Regions from separate parts of the Homo sapiens genome. Here regions 1 and 3 are each linked to region 2. A link is a contact called in ENCODE Hi-C or POLR2A ChIA-PET data. All regions are on one chromosome and are shown on one strand. Each heading gives the region's core, a stretch centred on a gene start or an enhancer-like site at or near the end of the contact. The rest is flanking DNA. Distances are from core to core; before and after follow the strand shown. Region 1 overlaps OSBPL6 (oxysterol binding protein like 6). Region 2 holds the start of CHROMR (cholesterol induced regulator of metabolism RNA). Region 3 overlaps OSBPL6 (oxysterol binding protein like 6).

The links. Hi-C counts contacts between places; a loop is a spot of excess contacts on that map. ChIA-PET counts read pairs that join two places held with the same protein, here RNA polymerase II (POLR2A). Pooled maps may share reads with other maps.
Region 1: a loop to region 2 is called in a pooled map, with 2.6 times the contacts of the local background. The contact joins the enhancer-like site here to the promoter of CHROMR in region 2. A Hi-C loop is called at or near these places in 4 of 50 pooled maps. POLR2A ChIA-PET finds 5 or more read pairs at or near these places in 3 of 52 experiments (Panc1, WTC11 and activated CD4-positive, alpha-beta T cell).
Region 3: a map of PC-3 shows a loop between it and region 2 (7-fold over the local background). The contact joins the enhancer-like site here to the promoter of CHROMR in region 2. A Hi-C loop is called at or near these places in 2 of 168 maps with a recorded cell type or tissue (PC-3 and endothelial cell of hepatic sinusoid) and 9 of 50 pooled maps. POLR2A ChIA-PET finds 5 or more read pairs at or near these places in 3 of 52 experiments (A549, H1 and MCF 10A).

Annotation. Positions count from the first base shown.
Region 1 is chr2:178,240,453-178,244,232 of GRCh38, forward strand. The region is part of intron 1 of OSBPL6 (oxysterol binding protein like 6); the gene reads left to right. Among named protein-coding and RNA genes, the nearest start is that of OSBPL6, 48 kb to the left of the region's middle. Within about 2 kb of position 2,044, at least 8 of the 41 ENCODE cell types and tissues checked have a DNase peak (open chromatin) inside an H3K27ac peak, as active enhancers do.
Region 2 is chr2:178,411,219-178,415,056 of GRCh38, forward strand. It overlaps CHROMR (cholesterol induced regulator of metabolism RNA), which reads left to right and starts at 2,441. Exons shown (of 5, transcript NR_110204.1): 1 at 2,441-2,895. RefSeq lists enhancers at 2,205-2,780, 2,610-2,809, 3,311-3,570, 3,358-3,838.
Region 3 is chr2:178,277,648-178,281,815 of GRCh38, forward strand. The region is part of intron 1 of OSBPL6 (oxysterol binding protein like 6); the gene reads left to right. Among named protein-coding and RNA genes, the nearest start is that of OSBPL6, 85 kb to the left of the region's middle. RefSeq lists an enhancer at 1-288. Within about 2 kb of position 1,669, at least 3 of the 41 ENCODE cell types and tissues checked have a DNase peak (open chromatin) inside an H3K27ac peak, as active enhancers do; they include PC-3, where a contact is called at or near this core.

The DNA of each region.
Region 1 (3,780 bases), core at 794-3,293, 170 kb before region 2:
AGCTACTAGGAAGGCTGAGGCAGGAGGACCACTTGAACCCAGGAGATGGAGGTTGCAGTGAGCCGAGATCCTGCCGCTGCACTGCATTCTGGGCGTCTCAAAACTAACTAACTAACTAATGAAATAAATAAATAAATAGAAGTGTTTAGAATTAGCCGGGTGTGGTGGCAGGAGCCTGTGATCCCAGCTACTCAGGAGGCTGAGGCAGGAGAATTGCTTGAGCCCGGGAGGCAGAGGTTGCAGTGAGCCAAGATTGCACCACTGCACTGTAGCCTGGGCGACAGAACAAGACTCCTTCTCAAAAAATAAAAAGTGTTTAGCTGAGAACCATTCACATAATCACTTAATAAAAGTTAATGTTAATAATTAATAATTGCTATTATTATTTCTATACCACTATCATTACTAATTGTCCCCAGGGGCCTATTCATAGTTCTCAGATAGTATCCTAATTTTGGCTCAGTAATCCATCTTATCCATTATGTGGCACATGGTCCCTTGTATATAGTGGGAAATAATTATTGACTAAATAATGTGATAACAATGGACTACAATCTTTTTTTTCTTTTTTTCTTTAGGGATTTCTATGAAAATGGGCATGGCTTCTGATTACATATTTAGTTCATTTAAATTTGATATCTTAAGTGTACTAATGCCACTCTGCATGTATTCATATTCACGGTAGAAATTTATAGTTAAGGCAGTTTAAGCTCATATAGCACAGATATTTTTTTTTTTTTTACTCTGGACTCCTGGGTTCAAGCAATTCTCGTGCCCCAGCTTCCCGAGTAGCTGGGACTACAGGTGCACGCCACCACGCCCAGCTAATTTTTGTATTTTTAGTAGAGATGGGGTTTCACCACGTTGGCCAGGATGGTCTTGAACTCCTGACCTCGTGGTCCTCCCGCCTCGGCCTCCCAAAGTGATGGGATTACAGGTGTGAGCCACTGCACCCGGCCAGGGCTTTTTTTTTTTTTTTCTGAGACATGGTCTCATTCTGTCACCCAGGCTGGAGTGCAGTGGTGTGATCTCGGCTCACTGCAACCTCCACATCCTGGGTTCAAGTGAATCTCCTGCTATAGCCTCCCAAGTAGCTGGGATTACAGGCTCGCACTACTATGCCTGGCTAATTTTTTAATTTTTAGTAGAGACGGGGTTTCTCCATGTTGGCCAGGCTGGTCTTGAACTCCTGACCTCAAGCGATTCGCCAACCTCGGCCTCCCAACGTGCTAGGATTATAGGCGTGAGCCACTGTGCCTGGCCTGAGGCTTTTTAAAAGACATCTTAAAGTTGTGCCAAGTTAAAATAATTGCCTTGGACAACAGTGACTTTAAGATGATTTTATGGGCCACATAATGACATTTCAGTCAATCATGGACTGCATATATGACAGTGGTTCCATATGATTATCATATAGTATTTTTATGTTTTGCTATTTTTGTGTGTCTACATATACAAATACCATGAGTTACACTTGCCTACAGTATTCAGTACAATAACATGCTGTGCAGATTTGTAGCCTGGGAGCAATAGGCAATACCGTACAGGGTGGGTGTGTAGTAGGCTACACCACCTAGATTTGTGTAAGTGCACTCTGTGATGTTCACACAATGACGAAATCACCTAAAGACATTTCTCAGAACATATCCTTTTCACTAACATGTACATATGTTGTGAAAGTGTGATTGAGAACTGTCTTTAAGTGGATTTGATGTGGAAAGTATGTACTCAGAAAAAAGAAAAGGAAACACTTGGTGGTCTTAAACACTCACAGCTGAACTCTGCCTTTTATTTTTCCCCCTTAACCAATATTATTTGACTCCTCTGACATCATCTCAAAAGTACCTGCCTTTTCTTTCTTCACTGGTTCCCAGGAACCTTTCTATGTAGTTGTCTAGCTGAGCAGCCTACTTTCCAGCAAAATGTAATCCCAATTCCCACATCTCTCTTGGCTTTGCTGTTTCCTCCTCCTCTTTCCTCCTTTCCCAGTGAATCAGCAGATGTGGATGACGTCATCTTTGTATTTGGCAGTCACACGGGTGTTAAATATTGCCCTGCCAAGAGTCAAGTGTGGCGAGCCTGCTTCTGCAGTTTTTGCTCTTATTTAAATTGGTGGAAGTTTGCATTGAACAAAAAAATTTGAATTGTGATACTTTAGTTTTAAAAAAACACCAAAGTCAACCCTGGAATTAGATTTGAATTAAGAGTCCCTTATAACCTGCAGCTGAATCAATGGTTGATGCAGTGATTTTATACCATCTTGTAGTGCTTTTCAAAATACTACCAGTTGGCCAAAATGTGAGCAGGATATCGATGCGTTAAGTTTTTATCAAAGAAATGGTGGATGACCTCACTTAATCATCTAAGGCCTGTCCAAAAAATTAAAAAGCTGTAAATTTAAAATTGTTTTCACAAGACAGCTATGAAGCAATAGTCACAATATATATATACACACACATAAAACCTTAGAAAATGCAGCCATATTTTTTTCTTATGTAAAGTTTATTTATAACATATATTTAATATTTTAAAATTATATATTTCATATAGTAGCACATTTTTATAAATATATCATTTATAAAATATAAACAACTTGTATGTAAAAATGTATAAAATCAATAACTCTGTGTAGTCGGTTGATAGCAGACTTCTGTACATTCTCAGTATGTAATTTGCTGTAGTTAAGAATGAGCACTGTTCACAGTTCTTAGAGAGGCCCTGTGTTCCCATCCCATTGGCCTGCTCCTTGACATGGGAGTGGAAGATATCCAGAGGTTAGTGGGAAGCTGGGAATGACTCCTTCAAAGAAGGTAGGACAGTTTTAGTTCTCAAGAGTGAAATGGCACATATGCTTCATTTCTGTTTCACTTAATCCTACCACGTACCTGAGGAAGTCTCAAAGGCATCTTTAACTTCTGAGTTCTTTGTTCAAAACCAATCTTTTGATCCCCTACTTGCCAACTAAGCCTGTGCCTCTTGCTGTTCCTGTTGTTGTAGGGGCCACTCCATTCAATCAGTTGCTTCAGTCAGAAACCCAGGGTCACCTTTGGTGCCTCATTCCTTCACTGCACTCCCCCCGACCCATATGGCTTAGCCCTATCCATTCATCTCCAAAATATATTCCAAACTCATCCCCTTCTCCCAACTCTATTGCCATAGCTTCCCCATTTCTCATTCTCCTCCATTCATTCTGGGTTTTTTTGTTTCTTTGTTTGTTTTGAGACGGAGTCTTGCTCTGTCGCCCAGGCTGGAGTGCAATGGCTCAGTCTCGGCTCACTGCAATCTCCGCCTCCAGGTTCAAGCGATTCTCCTGCCTCAGCCTCCTGAGTAGCTGGGATTACAGGTGCCTGCCACCACACCCAGCTGATTTTTGTATTTTTAGTAGAGATGGGGTTTCACTATGTTGGCCAGGCTGGTCTTGAACTCCTGATCTCGTGATCCGCCTGCCTCAGCCTCCCAAAGTGTTGGGATTACAGGCGTGAGCCAACACGCCTGGCCCATTCATTGTTTTAAAAACACAAATCTGATCCTTTTTCTGCTCTGTTTAAAGTCTTTCACCATCTCCCATTGTAGTTAAAGAAAAAAAAATCCTTTATTGGCTGTAAATTATCTGTCTCCTGCCTACACCTACCACCACCTCATTTCATGCCCTCCTTTGCCTTACACACTGCTCAAACTCCGCTGGTCTGGTTTAAATTCCTGGCACACCCAGTCCCTTCTTGCCTCAGAGCCTTTGCACATGCTACTCCCTCTGTCTGGAGTGTCCCCTCCTCCTTGCCC
Region 2 (3,838 bases), core at 1,191-3,690:
TTCCACTTATATGAGGTACCCAAAGTAGTTAAATTCATAGAAATAGAAAGTATAATAGAAAAGTGGTTTCCAGGAGATGGGAGGAGTAGAAAATGGGACATTAGTATTTAAAAGGTACATACACAGTTGCAATTTTGCAAGAGAAAGAGTTCTGGAGATTGGGTGCACAACAAAGTGAATGTACTTGACACTACTGAACTGTGCACCTAAAAATAGGATGGTATTTTTTTTTTTTTTTTTCGAGATGGAGTCTCACTCTGTCGCCCAGGCTGGAGTGCAACGGAGTAATATCAGCTCACTGCAACCTCCGCCTCCCGGGTTCTAGCCATTCTCCTGCCTCAGCCTCCTGAGTAGCTGGGACTATAGGTGAGCACCACCATGCCCAGCTAATTTTTGTATTTTTAGTAGAGATGGGGTTTCACCATGTTGGTCAGGCTGGTCTCGAACTCCTGACCTCATGATCTGCCCCCACCTTGGCCTCCTAAATTGCTGGGATTACAGGCATGAGCCACCATGCCCAGCCTAGGATGGTAAATTTTATGTTATGTGTACTTTACCACAAGTAAAATTTTTAAATAAAAAAATGACATCTATATCCATGTTGTACCATTGTTAATTTCCTTGTTTTGATATTGCACTATATTTATGTAAGATGTAACCACTGAAGGACTTGGTGAAAGGTACAGGGACATCTCCATACTACCTTTGCAACTTCCCGTGAATCTTTAATTAGTTTAGAGCAAAAAGTGTTAATTTCATGTTTGTGTTAAAAAAAAAAAAAAGGAAGTTATAGACTGCCAATCTCTTGGACCAGGATAATAGAACTTTATGAACACAGAGATTAAAGCCTATTTAACCACAGTTTGCCCATGATGGTAACTTTGATCAGAAAGAATCTCACAAGCTGGGACCCAACAGGACCAAGTAATCCATGTCATGATTATTACACGTTATCAGCCTTCCAGGGAAGTGGAATTTACAAGCTTTCCCTTTGGCATGGGGCCCAGGTGATGGCCTCCTATTGAGCAGAGTCCCCAGCAATAATTACCCTGCATGTCAAAGGCCTCATTTCCCCAAAACAGTAAACCATAAAATGTAGCCCATATTCTCTCCATGTATATCACTCAATATCACACCGTAGAGGCATATAACTGATAATATTGCCTCTGGCCCATGCCAAATTGCAAGTGGTAGATTTTTTTTTTCCTTCCGAATTAAGAAACACAAGATTTACCCCTTTTCTTGGAAAAGTGTTAAGAGTCTAGCACCCCCAATAACTAGGGTCTACAAATGTCTAAAAGTTATTAATCTTGGTCTGTCTTAACTACCAATTCTCTTAATTTGGGTAACCTCAATTTTGTTGTTGTTTTTTTTTTTTTGAGACAGAGTCTCGCGCTGTCGCCCAGGCTGGAGTGCAGTGGCGCCATCTGGGCTCACTGCAATCCCCGCCTCCCGGGTTCAAGCAATTCTCCTGCCTCAGCCTCCCTAGTAGCTGGGATTACATGTGTGCACCATCACACCCAGCTAGTTTTTGTATTTTTATTAGAGACGGGGTTTCATCATGTTGGCCAGGCTGGTCTCGAACTCCTAACCTCAGGTGATCCACCTGCCTCTGCTTCCCAAAGTGCTGAGATTACAGGCGTGAGACACTGCACCTGGCCTGGGTGACCTCAAATTTTTAAATGAAGGGATTGGAGGTAACATCTAGGATTTTATCTAGTTCTGTCTTCTATGATTCAAACCCCAAATTCTCCACTGCAATGACTGCTTCTGGAATAAATATTCCTGGTTGCCTGTCTCTGAAAAAAAGCTCTCACATAAGGCTAATGAGAGGCGAAACTAAGGCAGGATCTCTCCTTTCAAGACCACATAGTCAGGGTTGTTTAATAAGCACACAAAGTAGAGACATATTTACCCATTCACCATGAAAAAACACCCCTATAAAAGGCCCAATACCTGGGCTTAATAGCTTCATTTCTTGTGTGATCTTGCAGTGTACATCAAAAAATTAACAAATAACATCCAGTGACATGATCTTGGCTCACTACAACCTCCGCCTCCCGGGTTCAAGCGATTCTCCTGTCTCAGCCTCCCTAGTAGCTGGGATTACAGGCATGCACCACCACACCCGGCTAATTTTGTATTTTTAGTGGAGATGGGGTTTCTTTCTCCATATTGGTCAGGATGGTCTCTCTCGAACTACCGACCTCAGGTGATCAGCCCGCCTTACGCCTCCCAAAGTGCTGGGATTACAGGCGTGAGCCACCGCCCCTGGCTCCCCCACCGGCAATTTCTAAAATGTATCGGTCTCCTCCCAAGCCCTTGTTCCTTCATCCCCCACCCGGGGCAGATTCAGACAAGCATTTATTTTAGTTCCTAAGCCGCGCGGTGCTCCCAGCTTCCGCGCCTCTGGGCGGCCCACACCCCTCCCCATCCTCTCCTCCGCGCCGCCGTCTTCGTTGCTCTTGGGTGGCCGCGGCGCCCGCTCCCTCTGAATTCGCCGGGCAGGGATACAGCCGCCCGGGGCCTCTTGCTCGTGCTTGGTTTTCCGGACCTTGCTTCCTAAAGGGTCTTTAGGGGTTCCCGGACTCCTCCGCCTGGGAGCCTCTATCCGCCTGGGAGCCTCTATGCGCCCCGCAAAGCCCCCGGCAGAGCCGAGGGGAGGCTTCATTGGCGACCTGGTGGGGCCTCGCGGCCCTGCTCCCTGACGTCAGCGCCGCCGCGGTGATTTAACAGCTTTTGTTTTGGGCAGAAGAACCTATGGGCACAAAAAGCAGGAACGAGTAGCGGTGGCTGAAGAACGAGCAGGAGCTTGAATTTCAGTTTTCTTATGAGGAATTTTCCAGAAAAGATATCTTCACTGTGAAATAACTAAATAAATGCCCACTCAGTACAGTAAGTATTGATATCGTCCTATAGCATTTGGCTAGAAAGTGGTGTCAATAGGGTTTTTCCTTCAGACTTTGCAATACTGTTCAGAAGGGCCAATGCCAATCCTTCTGTGAGGAAGTTTTTTTCTTCCTAAATATGTTAATTGCCTCAACTTGGACTAACGGTCACACTTGTGAATATGAGTGTAAGAAACAGTTTATTTCTCACATGTATGAAAAGGAAATTTTCTTTCATCTATCTCAGGCCCCTATTCAGCGTAAAATCAAGATTATTTAACTTGCAAGATTAAACAACGACCTTATTTCAAATGAAATAAAATTCAGTCTGATCAGAAACCCCTTGGAGCAGTTTATATTAACCTAATTATCTTTTTACTGCAGTAAGTTAATTGAGGATTATGGAATGCATCTAAAAAGCAGTTATATTTACAGGTCCCAAAATTAAATGCTAAGGAAAAGCATTTCTGCAAACCCAGGTAGTACGGACAAACCGAAGGGAGTTTTATTCTGTCAAGTTTTACTCTAAATTCAATCGTTGATCAGCTAGATCTCGGCTTGGTTATTCTTGGAGGAGCTGCCTTGCAAATGATTCCACTCTGAGCTCGCCGGCCACAGTAGCGTGAAATGGATGGCAGTCAGTTTCCTCTTCCTAAGACTGGGTGTGGTTTCTCTGGGCAGACTACACAGTGGCGACTCTGGCGGGATTTGAGGAGCCTGGAGAGGCCCACCACGTGTGTGTCTCCCCCTAGTGACCAACGGGCTGAAGTTCCTGTGGTTAAAGGCAATTGCTGATTTTGTCATTAGCAGGAAGGTGAAGCTCAACGACCTCCTGCGTGTACAGCACCATTCTAGAAGCTGGATGTGTTTAAAGATATGATGCAATATGTACCCAGAAGGCATAAGACTAGATCACTAGGGTACAAATTAAAATATCAAGTTGCATACGC
Region 3 (4,168 bases), core at 419-2,918, 130 kb before region 2:
ACTTTGATCATGTTTCTGAAAAATCATGAATGTTTTGTTTCTCACTGATTATTTTGCTAAGGCAAGAAACACGTGAGGCTGTCTAGGTTCACCTTCTGTCCTGTCCACTGTTAGTTCTTGGTTTGTCCCCTCCTGTTTCCACTCTCCCAGGTTGCTTCATCCTCCCATCTGATCTCTGAGGTTCTCTCTTGTCTTTTTCCTCCCGTTTGTTCTGCGGCTAGATCCCCCTCCATGAAGTATGATCACGTGGCTCTCCTGTTCTGAACTTCGCTCCTGTTCTTTACAGCCCACACAGTGAAATTCAATCTCTCACCAGCATTTGAGACCTTCCACGCTGTTTCAAACCTTTTCTCTGGCTTCCCCTGCTCTACTCTCCTCCTTTGTCCCCTAAGCTCTGAGCTCTGAACTACAGACTACACTTTCCCGTCTCTTGATTTTCATATACTTTTCTCACTGTTTGAAATGTCCTTTATTCATCCCTGCATGCCCATTTTCTGCCTGATCTACTCATCTTTCAAATGCCTCCTCTTTTGAGGAACTTCTTCTGATCTGATTCCCACCCAGCCCACAAACGCCAAGCTAGAATTATTTTCATGCCATCAATATTCATAGTACATATTTTGCTTTTGTAACTTAAAAAGATTACTCACATACCTTTTCCTGTTATCTAGGGCTTTGAGCCCTCTAAATTTCTTAAGGGCAAGAGCCTGGTTTTTGTTGATTGTTACATTTCTAGATCCTCTTTAGAGTCTGGTTTTGATGTTTATATATAATAACTACATAATTGACTTACTGTTGTGGATTAATCAATCAATACTTAGTGGTGGATATGAAAACTCTGATATGTTATTTCAGCTTGTGAATTTTAACTTCTTTGATATGTAGTAACATTAATGAGATAAGATACTTTTCTGAGGTTAAATGTCTTTTGCTCTTTACTTATTAACAAGAAAGCCACAGTAGTTACTAGGTAACAATGACTGAAATTTGTATATTTCATCTTCAGGAAGTTACCCCAGCACAACCTGTTTCCATTAAACCTATTGGATTGTGGCACTTAAACTATATTCTCCAGAGACTTAGATACCCTCAGTGAACTTGAAACTTTCATAGGTAGGAAAAGAAAAATCAATTTCTTGTCTAAACATTGCTGCCAGTGGAAAAAAGCAAAATGATTATCTTTTCACTAATGAAGTTAGTGGTGACAATAGGCAAAGTAAGCAAGATAATAAAAAAAGGTGTTGTACTGTGTATTGTGCTACAGATTTCTAGAAAAGCAATTTAGAATGTTGAACCCTAAATTAAGACCAATCCTTCTTTGTAGAAATGGTGTGAGCATTGAAATAAAACCATGGCCCACATATGTGAGAAAATGATCAAAAGTGTCTCATTTCTTGTTTTTGGTATGAAATAGACTTTGCTATCTAGATTACATAGATAACTCTTCTGGTTGTCTTTATTATTTTAGGAATTCTTTATTATTGTACAGAGTGCTGGGGTTTGCTTAATCTTGTCTCCATTTTGCATTATATGCATTTACCTAGTAGCTACATGGGACAATCTAATCTTTGGTAGACTACATCTTGGTTTCTGATGGGCTTGAATAAGAAAGGAGAGGAATGTGCGGGGAATGCACTAGACAAGAACATGTGGGCAAAACCCAGGCTGTTGGGAGGATTAGTCACATAGCTTAAAGGAAAATTCTGTTGCAAAGATAATGGATCATTTGCTTCCTGAATGAGCCATTCAGAAGGAACCATTGCCAAGTCACTAAACTCTTCTGAATGAGATTTTCCAGAGACGCCCACTGGCTAGTACTGGTTAGTGTGGGAAATTTTGTTTAAATCAACCTTTTCAACCTTTACAACTTTTGCTCATTAATGATTTAGAAAGATAATGTTAGCATCCTTTTTGATCTACAGAGGATATGTTTAAATAGAACATGATTCCTATTGTGAATGTGTTTCAGTTAAAACCAGATGTGCTGTACGAAAACGCATGTGTGTGCACGCGTGTGCATGCACACACACGCATGCACGCCAATTTTGGTTATACTTTTTGAAAGAACCAATCTTCCTATCTCTGAGTATATTTCTTAACTGGGGTATTTCTTAGTGTGGCTTTAAGGATTAATCTTCAATGTACTTTGTCACAAGCAGTAATCAGGCTTGAACTTTATACACTTATCACCTTTGGACTTCTGCCCTGCATGCAGTTTATGTGCAAGGTAAAACAAGACCCAGTGAAATTTCTTAATTAAAATGAGGTTGGGACAGGTGCGGTGGCTCACACCTGGAATCCCAGCACTTTGGGAGGCCGAGGCGAGTGGATCACGAAGTCAAGAGATCTAGACAATCCTGGCCAACATGGTGAAACTCTGCCTCTACTAAAAATACAAAAATTAGCTGGGCATGGTGGCGCACACCTGTAGTCCCAGCTACTCGGGAGGCTGAGGCAGGATAATTGCTTGAACCTGGGAGGTGGAGGTTGCAGTGAGCTGAGATGGCACCACTGTACTCCAGCCTGGCAATAGAGTGAGATCTGTCTCAAAAAAATTTAAAAAAAATAAAATTAAATAAAATGAGGTTGAATTGCCACTTAGTGAACTCTGGCTTTCTAAAATAATATATGTCACCTAGAAATTTGGAATGTGAATGTGACTATATAAACCTGTATGTCCTAATCAAGCTTTTGAAGCTGAATTAAGACAAATGTTTCTAATATTTTTGGCTTGAGTAACTATCAGAGATGATTGGTTATAACTGAACCATGTGTTAATAGTGTGGTGGTAATTTTTAACTCAGAGTACTCAGTCCCCCTGGAGGTTATAGCGGGTACTACACTTCATCTTGGTTGTCTTTTTGAAGGTTGTACAGAATATTCGCATGAACATTAATTATGGTTGCAGAACAAGCCAAAACCTCTGTTCTTTGACATTTCATATGCATTGTGTGAAAATATACACTTTCGTGCATTTAATAGCAAAATAGACAATAATAGATTAGTTTCTTACAGAATACATGTAAGTCAAAACCTTGTAAATTTCTATTTTAAACTCTAACACACAGTGTCAGAGTTAACAATTGTGTGCAGGCCTGCATAAATGTCTTCTTTTGAGAAGTGTCTATTCATATCCTTTGCCCAATTTTTAATGGGGTTGTTTGTTTGTTTCTTGTAAATTCGTTTAAGTTCCTTGTAGACTCTGGTTATTAGACCTTTGTCAGAGATGGATAGATTGCAAAAATTTTCTCCCAGTGTGTAGGTTGTCTGTTTGCTCTGGTAGTTTCTTTTTCTGTGCAGAAACTCTTTAGTTTAATTAGATGTCATTTGTCAATTTTTGCTTTTGTTGCAATTGCTTTTGACTTTTTTTTTTTTTTTTTCTTTTGAGATGGAGTCTTACTCTGTTGCCCAGGTTGGAGTGCAATGGCATGATCTAGGCTCATTGAAACCTCTGCCTCCCAGGTTCAAGCAATTCTGTCTCAGCCTCCCGAATAGCTGGGATTACAGGCATGCGCCACCACACCTGGCTAATTTTTGTATTTTTTAGTAGAGACAGGGTTTTCCCACGTTGGCCAGTCTGATCTCAAATGCTTGACCTCAGGTGATCCGCCTGCCTCGGCCTCCCAAAGTGCTGGGATTACAGGTGTGAGCCACCGTGCCCGGCCGCTTTTGACGTTTTCCTCATGAAATCTTTGCCTTGCCTATGTCCTGAATGGTATTGCCTAGACTTTCTTCTAGGGTTTTTATAGTTTTAGGTTTTACATTTAAGTCTTTAATCTGCCTTGAGTTAATTTTTGTATAAGGTGTAAGGAAGGGGTCCAGTTTCAGTTTTCTGCATATGGCTAGCCAGTTCTCCCAGCATCATTTATTAAATAGGGAATCCTTTCCCCATTGCTTGTTTTTGTCACGTTTGTCAGAGATCCCATAGTTGTTGACGTGCAGTCTTATTTTCTATGCTGTCCCATTGGTCTATGTGTCTGTATTTGATCATGTCCTTTGCAGGGACATGGACAGAGGTAGAAGCCATTATCCTCAGCAAACTAACACAGGAACAGAAAACTAAACACTGCATGTTCTCACTTATAAGTGGGAGCTGAACAATGAGAACGCATGGACACAGGGAGGGGAACAACACACACTGGGGTCTGTGGTGAGGGGGGTGGTGGGT